Linked DNA regions of Homo sapiens: region 2 is linked to region 1. A link is a contact called in ENCODE Hi-C data. All regions are on one chromosome and are shown on one strand. The core of a region is the stretch at or near the end of the contact, and the rest is flanking DNA. Distances in the headings are between cores, read along the strand shown.

The links. A loop is a pair of places that touch in the nucleus more often than their neighbours do. Pooled maps may share reads with other maps.
Region 2: a loop to region 1 is called in a pooled map, with 4 times the contacts of the local background. The contact joins the promoter of LINC03112 here to the enhancer-like site in region 1. A Hi-C loop is called at or near these places in 3 of 37 single-sample maps with no recorded cell type and 2 of 50 pooled maps.

What each region holds. Positions count from the first base shown.
Region 1 is chrX:2,230,688-2,237,918 of GRCh38, forward strand. The region is part of intron 6 of DHRSX (dehydrogenase/reductase X-linked); the gene reads right to left. Among named protein-coding and RNA genes, the nearest start is that of DHRSX, 270 kb to the right of the region's middle. Within about 2 kb of position 2,789, at least 2 of the 41 ENCODE cell types and tissues checked have a DNase peak (open chromatin) inside an H3K27ac peak, as active enhancers do.
Region 2 is chrX:2,604,933-2,612,163 of GRCh38, forward strand. It overlaps LINC03112 (long intergenic non-protein coding RNA 3112), which reads right to left and starts at 4,235. Exons shown (of 2, transcript XR_001755779.3): 1 at 4,174-4,235. It overlaps MIR6089 (microRNA 6089), which reads left to right and starts at 4,259; the gene lies at 4,259-4,322. It also overlaps the pseudogene CD99P1. RefSeq lists an enhancer at 3,606-4,130.

The DNA of each region.
Region 1 (7,231 bases), core at 1,539-4,038:
TACTAGAAAAGGAATTCCACTCCAGACTGTGACAGGGCAATCCTGCCTGAGTGTCCAGCCTGCCCTGCAGATTTTAGGCTCAAGGCTGCAATGTCAAATCTTGGCCAGGTCTCCAGCCTGCCAGCCAGCCTACCAATTTTGGACTTGCCCGCCCCTACAATCCCAAGAGTCAATTAAACTAAATCTTTCTCTATGCATAGATCCTATTGGTCCTGTTTTTCTTGAGAACTGCGACTAATACAAAATTGAACGGTCTCAATGGCAGAGAGTCTGGGCATTCTGAAACCAGGAAGAAATGCCGGGCTCCAGGAATGATCTTGGCTCATCTCTTAGCTTGAGTCACTGGAAGGTCTCGCACAGAGACCTTCAATCAAAAGCACAGAGACTGCTGGCTGGCTTTTAAGGCTAAACCAAAGGAGGGCATTTATCCACTCAAGGGAAGAAGTTTCCCATCCAAAGAGGACACTTCTTTTTAGGGTGGCAGCCTCAGAGCCTATGATGTCTTTGTTCCTGGGGAGTCTGTTAGAGCCACCAGAGAGTCCATCACAGACATACCCTGTGGAAAGGAGAGATGGCATCTCCTTGGACAAAACGGCCCTTCCCAGTTCTGTAACTTCTGTGGCATTTCCAATGTGTACCTCAAACTGATCTGGGTGGCATCACCTCTGAGCCTGAGAGAACCTCCCTCTTTCCCTCCCTCTCTCTCACACCCTTCTCCTTCCTCCTTTGCTTCCTCTTCCTTTTTCTCTTTTTCTCTCTCTATTCCTCTTTCTCTTCCTCCCCCATCTTATCCTCCTCCTCTTTCATTTCTTCCTTCTCCTTCTCTTTCCCCCTTATCCTCCTCCTATTCTTCTATCCCTTCCTCTTCCTTTTTCTCTCTTCTTCCTCCTCCATCGTATCCTCCTTTTTCTTTTTTCCCTTATTCTCCTTTCCCATCTCTTTCTCCCTTTCTCTTCTCTCTCTGCCTTTTCTTCTTTTTTTCTTTCTCCTCTTTTCTCTTCTTGCCTTTTCACTCTCTATTCCTCTTTTTTTCTCCTCCATCTTCTCTTCTTCCTCCTCCACCTCGTCCTCTTCCTCCTTTCTGCCTTATCCTCCTCCTGTTTTTCTCTCTATCCCTCTCTCTCCCTTCCTCTTCCTTTCTTTCTCCTCTTTCTCATTTTCTCCCTCTTCTTCCTCCTCCATCTTCTCCAACTTCTTCCTCCTCCTCCTCTTTCTCTTATCTTCTTCTTTTCCTCTATCTTTCTCTTCCTCTTCTCTCCTCCTTCTCTTTTCTTTCTGCCCTTCTTTCCTTTTCTCTATTCCTCCCTTTTTCCTCCTCCTTCATCTTCTCCTCCTTCTTCCTTCTCCTCCTTTTTCTCTTTCTATCCCTCTGTCTTCCTCCTTTTATTTTTTCTCCTTTTCCTCATCTTCCTTTTTCTCTCTCTCCCTTCCCTTCCTCCTCTTCCCCTTCCTCTTTCTCCTCCTCTCTCTCTGCCCCCTCTATTATCAATTTACAGTATAATCCAGCTTTTCCTAAAAAAAAACTAGACAACCTTCACACTACACCCTTCTGTTTCTAAAAGTCTTCCTCTGAATCGAAATCACTCTTGTTCACTTGTGTGAGGCTGGGGGATTCCTGAATGAACTTGTATCCACTTGTTTTGAAAACAACAACAACTAAAGCAACAGAACTTCCTTTAGGATTCATATAGAGCATTCATATGGAATTACCGAGAACTATCTTCTTTTGTCCACAGCCCCAAAGCTGGGGCTCAATCCCCTGCAGTCCTGGGGTCTGGGGTCCTCACGCTTAGCACTCAAGAGAATGGGCCAGAGAGCTTGTAAAAACAACTGCACCCCTGGTATTTCTAACTCAGTGGATCTTAGGAGGCCCAAGAATCAGCATTTTTTTTTATTTTTTATTATTTATTTATTTATTTGAGATGCCAGGGCTGGAGTGCAGTGGCATGATCTTGGCTCACTGCAACCTCCGCCTCCCAAGTTCAAGCAATTCTCCTGCCTCAGCCTCCCGAGTAGCTGGGATTACAGGTGCCTGCCACTACATCCAGCTAATTTTTTGTATTTTTAGTAGAGACAGGATTTCACCATGTTGGCCAGGCTGGTCTCGAACTCCTGACCTCATGATTCGCCCATGTCAGCCTCCAAAAGTGCTGAGATTACAGGCATGAGCCATCGTGCCCGACCCAAGAATCTGCATTTCTAACGAGCTCCCAGAGGCTGCTGGTCTCAGAGACCACGCTGGGAACCTCACTCATTCTAGCTTCTTATGCAGCTCTGCAAACTATACACCATGGGCAAAATTCAGCCTGTACCTGTTTCTGTACAGGCTACTAGCTAAGAATGGTTTTATACTCTTAAAGTGTTGTTAAGAAAAAGAAAGAAAGAAAGAAAGAAAGAAATATGCCAAAGAGACTAGAGGTGGCCCACGAAGACTAAGACACTTCCTATCTGGCCGACCTCCTGTGTAGAGCAAGGAACTGTGGCTTCGCGGCAGAATTTCATTATCTGCCGCTGTGCAGCTGTGGCTGACAGACGCTGTCTTCCACACATTCTCGGAATGATGAAGTGGGCTTGCTTGGTGACGCCTTGTGCAGGGAAATGAAAGTTGTCTTCTGAATACACAAGACGGTCCTGTAAATCATGCTCCCTGTGGCTTAAATAACACATCCTGTTTTATCTACAGCTTTTTTTTTTTTTTAAATGACAATCTTTAGAGACTGGCAAGAGGACAGAAGATGTATAAATGTGAACCCAAATCCAAGAACGCAGTGTGTTCCCTTTTAACAGACACAAGAGCATCTTTGAAGTTCCAGACGCCCGGCTGGGGGGCGCTGGGGAGACGGTGCAGCACCATTTATGGTAAAATCTGCATCAAGCCACTCTTGAGTCCTGGAGAGTGTTGGAGCTGCAAGCTACAGAAACCATTTCAACTTCATTCAGTCCAATGAATGTTTATTAAATGCTCACCCGTATTTTGCCAGCTCTTGGGGCAAAGGAAGAGAATTTCAGAAATAACCCCTGCTGCCCAGGAGCTTCCAATAGACATGGGCAGTGGGTGGATGGTGAGGCACAAGTGCAGGAAAAAAAAAAGATGAAACACACACAAAATAGAAGATAGAGTTTCAAGTGTACTAAATAGAGCCACAAGCAATATAGTCAGAGAGAGGAATGAATGGCTCATAATTACATAATTACACAGAGCTTTACAGTGGAGAAAATGGTTTCCCATATATTCTGTCGGCAATGTTCACAACACTCTTATGTGATATTATTATCCAGAATTAACAAATTAGAAAAATGAGAGGCATAGCAGGGAAGGAGAGGAGAAGGGAGCTGTTGCAGGAAATAGCCACTGCCTGATTCTTCCAGGGACCCCTCCCTCGTCATCTCCCTTCTTTCTCTGCTTTGCTATCATGAGCCCTGATCCATGCACACAGCTGGATCCATGCACATGCATTCAATATCTCCCTCCCTGCCTTCACCCATGCACACAGCCCTGATCCATGCACACAGCTGGCTCCATACACATGCATTCTGCAGCTGCCTCCCTGCCTGCATCCATGCACACAGCCCTGATCCACGCACACAGCTGGCTCCATGCATGTGCATTCAATATCTCCCTCCCTGCCTTCACCCATGCACACAGCCCTGATCCATGCACATGCATTCAATATTTCCCTCCCTGCCTTCATCCATGCACACAGCCCTGATCCATGCACACAGCCCAGATCCATGCACACAGCTAGACCCACACACACACATTCAGTACCTCCTTCCCTGCCTTCCAGGCACAGAGCCCTGATCCACGCACACAGCTGTTTTAGGTTTTTTGCAGTAGTATTCAGAACAGCAAAGATATGCAATCAACCTAAGTGTCTGTCAGCAGAGGACTGGCTAATATAAAGAAAGTACAGTATAGTATATACACACCATGGAATATTATGCAGTCATATCAAAGAATGAAATCATGTCTTTTGCAGTGACATGGACAAACACTGCACGTTTCCACTTTTTATTTTATTATTTTACTTTTTATTTTTTGAGACGGAGTCTCACTCTGTTGCCCAGGCTGGAGTGCAGTGGCACGATCCCGGCTTACTGCAGTCTCTACCTCCCATGTTCAAGCGATTCTCCTGCCTCAGCTTCCCGAGTAGCTGGGACTACAGGCGTGTGCCACCATGCTGAGCTAATTTTTGTATTTTTAGTAGAGACGGGGTTTCACCATATTGGTCAGGCTGGTCTTGAACTCATGACCTCAGGTGATCCACCCGCCTCAGCCTCCCAAAGTGCTGGGATTACAGGCATGATCCACCATGCCCAGCCTGTTTCCACTTTCTAAGGTCCCTAGAGTCATCAGATTCATCAAGACAGAAGGCAGAATGGTGTTGCTAGGAGCTAGGAACAGCAGGGAAATTGGAAGTTGTATTTTAATGGAAACAGAGCTTCAGTTTGAAAAGCAGGCCGTTCTCCTAACAAACAACTCAGATACTGAAAGTCAAACACTGATCCTGCCATGTTCTCACTTGCAAGTGGGAGTTCACCAGTGGGTCTACACAGACACAGAGGGTGGATTGACGATGAGGACCCTGAAAGGTGGGAGGTTGGCAGGAGGTGGAGGATGAAAAAAATCACCTACAGGTATAGTATTCACAGCTGGGGTGAGGGGTTCACTAGAAGCCGGGACTTCACCGCTGTGCAATGTCTCCATGCAAGAAATCCGCACCTGTACTCCTTAAATTTATAATAAATAAGTGAATCAATAAATACATAAGCCGGGCTGGGTACGGTGGCTCACACCTGTCATCCCAGCACTCTGGGAGGCCGAGGCCGGCGGATCACAAGGTCAAGAGATCAAGACCATCCCGGCCAACATGGTGAAACCCCACCTCTATTAAAAATATAAAAATTAGCTGGGTGTGGTGAGACATGCCTATAATCCCAGCTACTCGGGAGGCTGAGGCAGGAGAATGGCTTGAACCCGGGAGGCAGGTGTTGCAGTGAGCCAAAATCATGCCACTACACTCCAGCCTGGGCAACAGAGCATCTCAGGGGAAAAAAAAAAAAAAAAGGGAACAAAAAAAGAAATCCGCACCTGTACTCTTTAAATTTATAATAAATAAGCAAATCAATAAATACATAAGCCAGGACGGGTGCGGTGGCTCACACCTGTCATCCCAGCACTTTGGGAGACCGAGGCGGGCGGATCACGAGGTCAAGAGATCAAGACCATCCCGGCCAACATGGTGAAACCCCATCTCTATTAAAAATATAAAAATTAGCTGGGTGTGGTGGGACATGCCTATAATCCCAGCTACTCGGGAGGCTGAGGCAGGAGAATCGCTTGAACCTGGGACGCAGGGGTTGCAGTGAGCTGAGATCGCGCCATTGTACTCCAGCCTGGGTGACAGGGTGAGACTCCGTCTCAAAGAAAAAAAATAAATAAATAAAATAAATAAATCCGCACCTGTACTCCTTAAATTTATAATAAATAAGTGAATCGATAAATACATAAGCCAATTGGTGAGATGACCCATAAAGACAAACAAAGCTTTGTGAGGGGAAAGCAAGCGCCCAGGAGAAGCCCTGTCTTCGGAGGTTTTGGCGCAGGCCTGAATGAAGGGAAGGAGAGGGATTGGATACCTGGGGGAAGGGCGTGCGTGGAGGAGGAAACAGCCAGGGCTGAGGCCTGCACATTGCAGGGAAAGGGTGAAGTCCCTGGTGGCTCTACCTGGAGCAATTTCTTCTTATTTTTTCTTTTTTTGAGATGGAGTTTCACTCTTGTCACCCAGGCTGGAGTGCAGTGGCGCGATCTCGGCTCACTGCAACCTCCTGCTCCCGGGTTCAAGCGATTCTCCTGCCTCAGCCTCCCGAGTAGCTGGGATTACAGGCGTCCGCCACCATGCCTGGCTAATTTCTGTATTTTTAGTAGAGACGGGGTTTCACCACGTTGGCCAGGCTGGTCTCGAACTCCTGGCCTCATGTGATCCACCCGCCTCAGCCTCCCAAAGTGCTGGGATGACAGGTGTGAGCCACTGCGCCCGGCCACCTGGAGCATTTTCAGTGGAGCATGGGGGACTGGAAGTGAATTGTATGAGCAATTCCTGTATGGGGATTTGCTGCAGCGGAGACTGTAGTCAGGGACAGTCCCCAGGGGAAATAGAAGGTCCAGAGAGGGTGGTTAGATTTGTTTATTAATAAAAAAAAAAAAAGAAATGGGGGGGCTGGGTAGGGTGTCTCATGCCTGTAATCCCAGCACTTCGGCAGGCCGAGGCAGGCGGCTCACTCGAGACTGTGAGTTCGAGATCAGCCTGAGTAACATATCGAAACCCCGTCTCTACTGAAAATGTAAAAATTAGCCAGGCGTGCTGGGAGGTAGCTGAGGTCCCAGCTACCCAGGAGGATGAGGCCGAATTGCTTGAACCCAGGAGGCGGAGGTTGCAGTGAGCCGAGATCGCACCACTGCACTCCAGCCTGGGCAACAGAGAGAGGTTCCATCTTAAAAAAAATAAAAATAAAAAAATTCCCAGTACCTGCATCCTTGATTTGATTAATTAACCTGTCACCCTCTCGGCACATCAATCCAAGTTCCAATCAACCCTAAGACAGACTTTCATTAGACTGCATGGCGGATACAAATACATGCTTAAGACAAGCAATGATACGAGTGGTCTACTTCATGGTGAAGTGGGCGCAGTCTACACTGCAAATTTGTTCATTTTGATGGCAGGCCTGATCACATGATTTCAAAGTGGTCAGGACTTGCTGGACATGAGCCCTGAATGGTGGAGCTGATACACTCAGCATTTACAATAGCTTTCTATTTTTTTTTTTTTTTGAGATGGAGTTTCGCTCTTGTCGTCCAGGCTGGAGTGCAGTGGCATGATCTGGGCTCACCACAATTTCCGCCCCCGGGTTCAAGCGATTCTCCTGCCTCAGCCTCCTGAGTAGCTGGGATTACAGGTGACTGCCACCACGCCTGGCTAATTTCTGTATTTTTAGTAGAGACTGGGTTTCTCCATGTTGGTTAGGCTGGTCTTGAACTCCTAACCTCACATGATCCTCCCCCTCAGCCTCCCAAAGTGTTGGGATTACAGGCATGAGCCACCACTCCCAGCCGATAGCTCTTTTTTGTAACACCCATTGATCTTGAGACAACTGGGGTGGGAAGAGAGGTAATAGCCACGTTCATTTGCTCCCTAGGAGGGGTATACATTGTAGGGGGTACTGAGTT
Region 2 (7,231 bases), core at 2,985-5,484, 380 kb after region 1:
GGAGTAGCCATTCTTTATTCCTTTTGTTTCCTAATAAACTTGCTTTCACTTTACTCTATGGACTCACCCCGAATTCTTTCTTGCTTGAGATCCAAGAACCCTCTCTTGCGGTCTGGATTGGGACCCCATTCCTGTAACGTTTTTGTCCAATAGTCATACTTCTCCATCACTGTCCACTCTTCATTAAAAGTAAGCATATCACATCTGTAATCCCAGCACTTTGGGAGCCGAGGTGGGTGGATCAACTGAGGTCAGGAGTTCGAAACCAGCCTGGCCAACATGGTAAGAGTCGCTTGAACTCAGGAGGTGGAGGTTGCAATGAGCTGAGATCCCGTCACTGCACTCCAGCCTGGGTGACAGAGTGAGATTCCGTCTCAAAAACAAACAAACAAACAAACAAAAAACCAGAAAACCTAAGCGTAAAAATACTCAGATTTTCCTGTTTCTTTCTTTATGATGGCTTCTGTGTCACGTAAAACCTAAATACATGGGCCTGCTTTTCTCTTGCTATTGTCTTTTGTTCTAGGGGCCTTAGTCATGAACCCAATGATGGGTGAGGAAATATATTTCTCTCTCACTGCTACCCTGCCATTACGACAGGCCACAGGCAGCACTTCCAGCTGCTCCGTGGATGTGCTGCAACTTGAATTTGAACTTATTTCAAGTTCTTTGCCTTCAGAATGGTCAGGAATAGAGCCCATCTTCCAGGTGAACCACAGCCCCATCATGTCAACAGGTTTAGACGCAATGACATTGGAGAGGCTTGACTGCTGAAAGTGAAGAAGGAAAGTGCTTCCTAGGATAGAGTTTGTAAAGGAGCTTAAATCAGTGATGTCTTCTTGCGTCCGGTCCATGCCAATGCGCAATTTCATTTTGTTTCCCTCTTTACAGAAGAGGCTGGTCCCTGACTCTCTGGAACTGTATGCATGAGATGTTTCTCCTGAATCTACAGAGACGTAAATCCCCATGACTCAAAGACAGAATCTGTGAAATTTTACTGTCTGATCTGGGAACAGTTTTTAGGATGTCATTGTCATCTGTTGATTGGATTTTGAGTTGACCCCCAAAAGTTCAGATAAAAAACATGTGTCTCAGCAGATCTGGTAGGCTGTGCCCCTCTTCTTCTTCTTCTTTTTTTTTTTTTTTGAGATGTAATCTTGCTCTGTCGCCCAGGCTGGAGTGTAGTAGTGTGATCTGAGCTCACCGCAACATCCGCCTCCCAGGTTCAAGTGATTCTCCTGCCTCAGCCTCCAGAGTAGCTGGGATTACAGGCACTCACTGCCATGCCCAGCTAATTTTTGCATTTTTAGTAGAGATGGGGCTTCACCATGTTGGCCAGGCTGGTCTCGAACTCCTGACCTCAGGTGATCCACCCACCTCGGCCTCCCAAAGTACTGGGATTACAGGCATGAGCCACTGTGCCTGGCCTGCCCTTCTTTTCTTGCATGTCTCTGGCTGGTATTTAGTGTGCAAACATGGCATCACTGGTACTGTACTAGCCAGCTGAAAAGACGCATACACAGGCTCACACACTAAGTTATTGCCAAATTAATTATTGCTGTAAAAATGCTTTGCACCACTGAGGGGGCACAGACCATGAAATTTCCAATGTATGAACTCTAGGCTACCAAATACTGTTTACCTTTGGGCGCTGTGAACCCCGAGGAAAATTCCAGTGATTTGGGGGCAGTCACAAGGCAAAGTGGTCCAAATGGCCTGAACTCAAAATCAAAGAGCCCTTCGTTTTGATCCCAGTCCACTGCTAATGAACTCTATGGCCCTGTGTTGTTTTCTTATCAGCAGACGTGAGCTAATAAGTCCAATATCCATGTATCACAATTGTTTCCCAATGAATGAACACACAGAAAGTTACACAATACAAAAATGTCAGGTAAAAATTTACTTGTTTGTCCATCAATCCATCTATTCACTCATCCATCCACTCATCCATCTATTCTTCTTCTACCCACCCATCTATCCAGCTATCTATCCGTCTGTCCACTTATCTATCCATCCATCCATTCGTCCATCCATCCATCCATCCATCCACCCACTCATCTATCTCTACCCATCCATCCAGCCAGCCAGTAATCTGTCCACCCATCTATCCATCCATCCACCCACCCACCCATCTCTCTCTACCCCTCCAGCCACCCAGTAATCTGTCCATCCACCTATCCTTCCAACCATCCATCCACCCACCCATCCACCCACTTATCTATCTGTCCATCTATCCATAGATCAATCCGTCTATCCCCCCTTTCATCCATCCATTTATTCATCTGTCCATTTATCCATTCCTCCACCCACCCATCCATTCATCCATTTATTCATCTATGTATCCATCCATTCATCCATCCACCCAACTATCTATCCATCCAATCATCCACTCATCTTTCCATCCATCCACCCATTTATTCATTCATCCAGCCATCTATCTCTTTATCCATCCTTCCAGCAAGTGATCCATCCATTCACGCATCCAGATGGCTGTCTGTCCATTCATTCATCCATCCACCACTTCCTACCCCCAGACCCATCTATCCACCCATCATCCACTGACTTCAAAAGCTTCATTTGATCGTCTGTGCAGCAGACATGGTGTGTGATGCTCTGACACCTCTTAAGTGCTTTGGTTGCCCACAAGAACCTCACGGGAGGTCTCTAAGTTGGGCTCAGACCTTGGTAATGAAAACCAGAAATAAAAGTGATTTAAAGAAAGCTGATAGAAACCTAACTTTAGCAAATGGTAAGATAAAAATGTACTCCTTTGTCCTGTAAAAGAAGTTGGGAATGTGAGTCGGGCTGGCACAGCCGTCCTGCTGTATCATCAGCCACCCTGATACCTTTGCTCAACGTGTTCTGCCATGCTTAGAATACAACTTCTGGCCGGGTGCGGTGGCTCATGCCTGTAATCCCAGCACTTTGGGAGGCCGAGGTGGGCGGATCATGAGGTCAGGAGTTCGAGACCAGCCTGGCCAACAAGGTGAAACCCTGTCTTTACTAAAAATACAAAAAGTAGCCTGGCATGGTGGTGCATGCCTGTAATCCCAGGTACTGGGGAGGCTGAGGCAGGAGAATCACTTGAACCCGGGAGGCGGAGGTTGCAGTGAGCCAAGATTGTGCCACTGCACTCCAGCCTGGGCCACAGAGCAAGACTCCATCTCAAAACAAACAAATAAACAAACAAACAACACACAGACAACTTCTATCCTGTAGGAGACTTCCTGCTTCGAACTGGCTGCTGGGACTCCAGCCATCACGTCATTATCCCAGGCAGGTTCAGGATGAAGCAAAGACCAAAAAAAAAAAAAAAAGAAAGAAAAAAGAAAAATGATTCTGCCTCCAGGAGTGGAGTGCATAGTTAGACTGCTGCATTCCTCAAACCCCTGAGGTGGGCCCCAGGGTGCGGGGCCAGCCCCTCTGGCCTTGCCTGTGTCTGATCCAGGGGCACAGGTGGCCTGGGGAGAGACGGAGTCACCCGCAGGCCTGAGACAGCACAAGACCAGTGTTACCGAAGGGCCCCTGACGCAGCCTGCTGGGGTGAGTCGCCAAGGACCAGGACTCAGCCAGGCGACCCAGATAGGGGTCTTACCCCCAACCCCAAACCACGACCACAAGTCCTCACTCCCAACCCTGTCTCTGAGCTTGCGGCAGAACGTCCTTGGTCCCGCGCAGAGCGGGTATCCGCAGTGTGTCTCAAAGCCCCCCACCCCCGCCATCTTTCACCACTGAGCGCCCCCAGCTCGGACGCTCCAGAAAGGACCAGGGGCCGTGGCTGCCTGTCAAGGCCTACGCCTTTCTAAGCAGGGAGGGGATTGCACTTTGCACCCCTTGGGGATCGCCCTGAGCGCCCCGTGAGCAGCTGGAAGGGGGCCCCATAGTTTTCCGAGCAGAGGAGCAGGAAGAGTTTCATTTCCTCCCCGTTGGGGCTGCCTGGGGGGGGTGCCTGTTAGGAACAGAGAGGGGACAGCAAGGGCGGGCGCGGAGAGGCCCACACCTCTCCAAGAAGGGCAGCGGTTTCTCTTGGCTCCAGGTAGGGGCCGCCCTGGGGCGTGCATTTAAGGGGCTGTAGAGAGGGAGGGACCCGCACTTTCCCGAGAATGTTGGGGGTTTCACTTTGCTCTAGTTGGCGGCATCCTGGCGACGGGCTTGTGGGCGGGGGGCACTCACAGTTTCCTGAGAAGGGAAGGAGGGCGTCCCGTGGTCCCCTCGGCGCGGCCCGAGCCACCTCCGCCCGCCCCCTCCTCTGTCCCCTCCCCGGGCCCGGCGTTCCCTCCCCTTCCGTGCGCCAGTGGAGGCCGGGGTGGGGCGGGGCGGGGCAGGCGCAGCCTGGGCTGAGTTTGCAGGGCTGCTCCCCTCACCCAACCCCTTCGAGTCCTCCGCGGGCTCCGCCCCACCCGGCCCGTGGGGGAGGTTCCGTCCCGCCGCCTTCGCCCGCGCGCTGCACTCGCGGACGATCTCTGCTCGCCTTGGGCGCGCCGTGGCGCGCGGGGCCGTGCTGGCGCTGCGGCTCCTCGGCCTGCTCCGCCGTCTGGTGGCCGCCCCGGTGAGCGAGCGGCGGGATCCGGGTGGGAGGACGCGGGGGGTGGCGCGGGCTGGGCCTGGGGATCCGCCTGGGGATGTGGGGTGCAGGGGCGGGGCGCCCCGCGGGGACACCCGGCCCCTCTTCCGTGCCCGGCGGGACGCGCTGTGCCCACGGGGACCCAGGTCCGGAGGAGGCGCCCACTTTCTCCCCAGCGCTCTTCCTGGGGCCAGGTGGGAGCCGTTTCAGAGGAAAAAGCCAGCGTTTCTTTCGTAAACCAAAAAGTATCTGGGACAAGTCCCAATCCTTTTGAGTTGATTCGGCGAAGATCAGGAAGGAGCCCGGGAGACGGGTCTATGCCTTTCTCCAAAGATACTATTGAGAGCTTCGGTATTTAAAGGGGGAAAGCACGCTGGAGGGGAAAGAAGGAGGAAGGCTCATTTTACCGAATTCACCTGTTGCAAAAGAAAAGCAGCAGGTAGAATAGTCAATTATGTATTTGTCTTGCGCTCACTAAATTGGCACTTTACTAAGATAAGGTCAACAGAGAGTTATTGCACTGTCTGCTTGGGAACAGAAGGAAAGACAGCTTCCTGCCTGACTCAGCTTCCAGCTTTATTATTATTATTATTAATTATTTTGGCAGAGTGAACTGGGGTTCCAAGTTTTAATTTTCCTTCTACAGTTTGCAGAATCGCAAACTCTTAAATTTAGGGGAACCTGGGGAAGAGGTGGCATCCGATTCCCCCCCAACCCTGGTGACGTTCTTATGGATCTTATGGATACTGCAGTCTCTCTTCTCTTTCTGTCTCTCCTCTCTTCTCTTTCCTTTCTCTCTCTCCTCTTCTCTCCCTCTTCCTCTCTCTCTCCTCTCCTCTCTCTCTCTTCTCTCCTGTTCCCTCTCTCTCTTCTCTCTCTTCTTTCTCTCGCTTTTCTCTCTCCTCACTCTCCTCTCTCCCTCTCTCTCCCCTCTTTCCTCTTTCTCTCGCCTCTCTCTCACCTCTCTCCTCTCTCCCCTTTTCTCTCTCTCCCCCTCTTCTCTCTCTCCCCCTCTTCTTTCTCTCCTTTTCTCTCTCGTCTCTCTCTCCTCTCCTCTCTCCTCTCTCTCTCCTCTCCTCTCTCTCCTCTTTTCTCTCTCCCATCTCTCTCTCTCCTGTCTCCTTCTCTCTTGTCTCTCGCCTTTCTCCTCTCTCTATCTCCTCACTCTCTCCTTCTCTCTCCTCTCTCTCTTGTCTCTCTCCCGCCTCTCTCATCTATCTCCTCTCTCTCTCCCCCCTCTCCTCCCTCTCCTCTTTCTCTCCTCTATCTCCTCTCTCCCCCTCTTTCTCTCTCCTCTCTCTCTCTTACTCCCTCTTTTTCTGTCTCATGCTCATCTTTTACTGTTTTCACCTGAGGGAAGAGTGATGAGAAGATAGGAATTCACGTTTTCTGAAGTATTTAGAAACGTGGGGCCGTGGTGTTTTCTCCACCTGTTTTTGGGTCATTCCTTCCTCATTTCTCAGAACATTGGTATTAACAGCTCATTTCCCTCCTTTAAGGGCTGACTTTGACTTAGCGATGCCTTTCCTGATGGAGGAAACAGTGAGTAACTTTTTAAAGTCTCCTCTGTTGCTGACTTTGCTGATTGTCATTGAATTATTATCATTTTCAAGACATCTCTTTTGCGTGATAAATGGATTGAGTTTGGACAGTGGGAACATAGGAAGTATATGTGTTGTTTATTTTTGTTGTTGGATTTTTGATATATTTTTTTTTTGTTACCAGCATGCTGGTTTTTTTGTTTTTTTTGTTTTTTTTTTTTTTTGAAGTGTAGGTTCAGAGTCTCACTCTGTGGCCCAGGCTGGAGTGCGGTGGCGCGATCTCGGCTCACCGCAACCTCCGCCTCCTGGGCTTAAGCGATTCTTGTGCCTCAGCCTCCTGAGCATCTGGAATTACAGGCACCCACTACCACGCCCGGCTAATTTTTGTCTTTTTAGTAGGGGCTGGGTTTTGCCATGTGGAGCAGGCTGGTCTCTAACTCCTAAACTCAAGCTATGCACTCACCTTGGCCTCCCAAAGTGCTGGGATTATAGGTGCAAGCCATCACGCCCAGCCAGTATGCTGGCTTTTATTTTAAAATGGTTAGTCTTTGGAACAACGTAAGGCAAATGTGACTCCCTTGGCCAGGTCAGGCCTCGTGGGCATAGATCTGCGCAGTCACACAGGGACCTGTGCACACAAGGGTGCCATGCTGCTTTATTGCTGTGTTGCTGCCATCTTCAGATTCTTCATACAGTTGGAACAATGGGTCGCACATTTTCATTTTCACAGGCCCTCCCAAATTCTGGAGGTGGTCTGCACACCTGGTTTAGTTTTCTTTGAAAATACTTGAAGTTAAATCCTGTACCTGGAAGACAACAGAAGGGAATTGGCAGGAGGCTACGTGTATGGGTATCCCCACCATGACAAAAACAAGGGCCAGTTTTTACCTGTTTAGTGAACAGTCTCTGTGCAAATTGATATTTCAGTTTCTTTTCTCATCGCTATGGAAATTGATTTTTCATTTTCTGGTCGCTGTGGAAATTGATTTTTCATTTTCTTTTCTGGTCGCTATCAAAATTGATTTTTCATTTTCTGGTCGCTATGGAAATTGATTTTTCATTTTCTTGACTACTAGGTACTGATGATTGCAACTCTCATGTTTTACAAACAGGTGACCCAGCACCA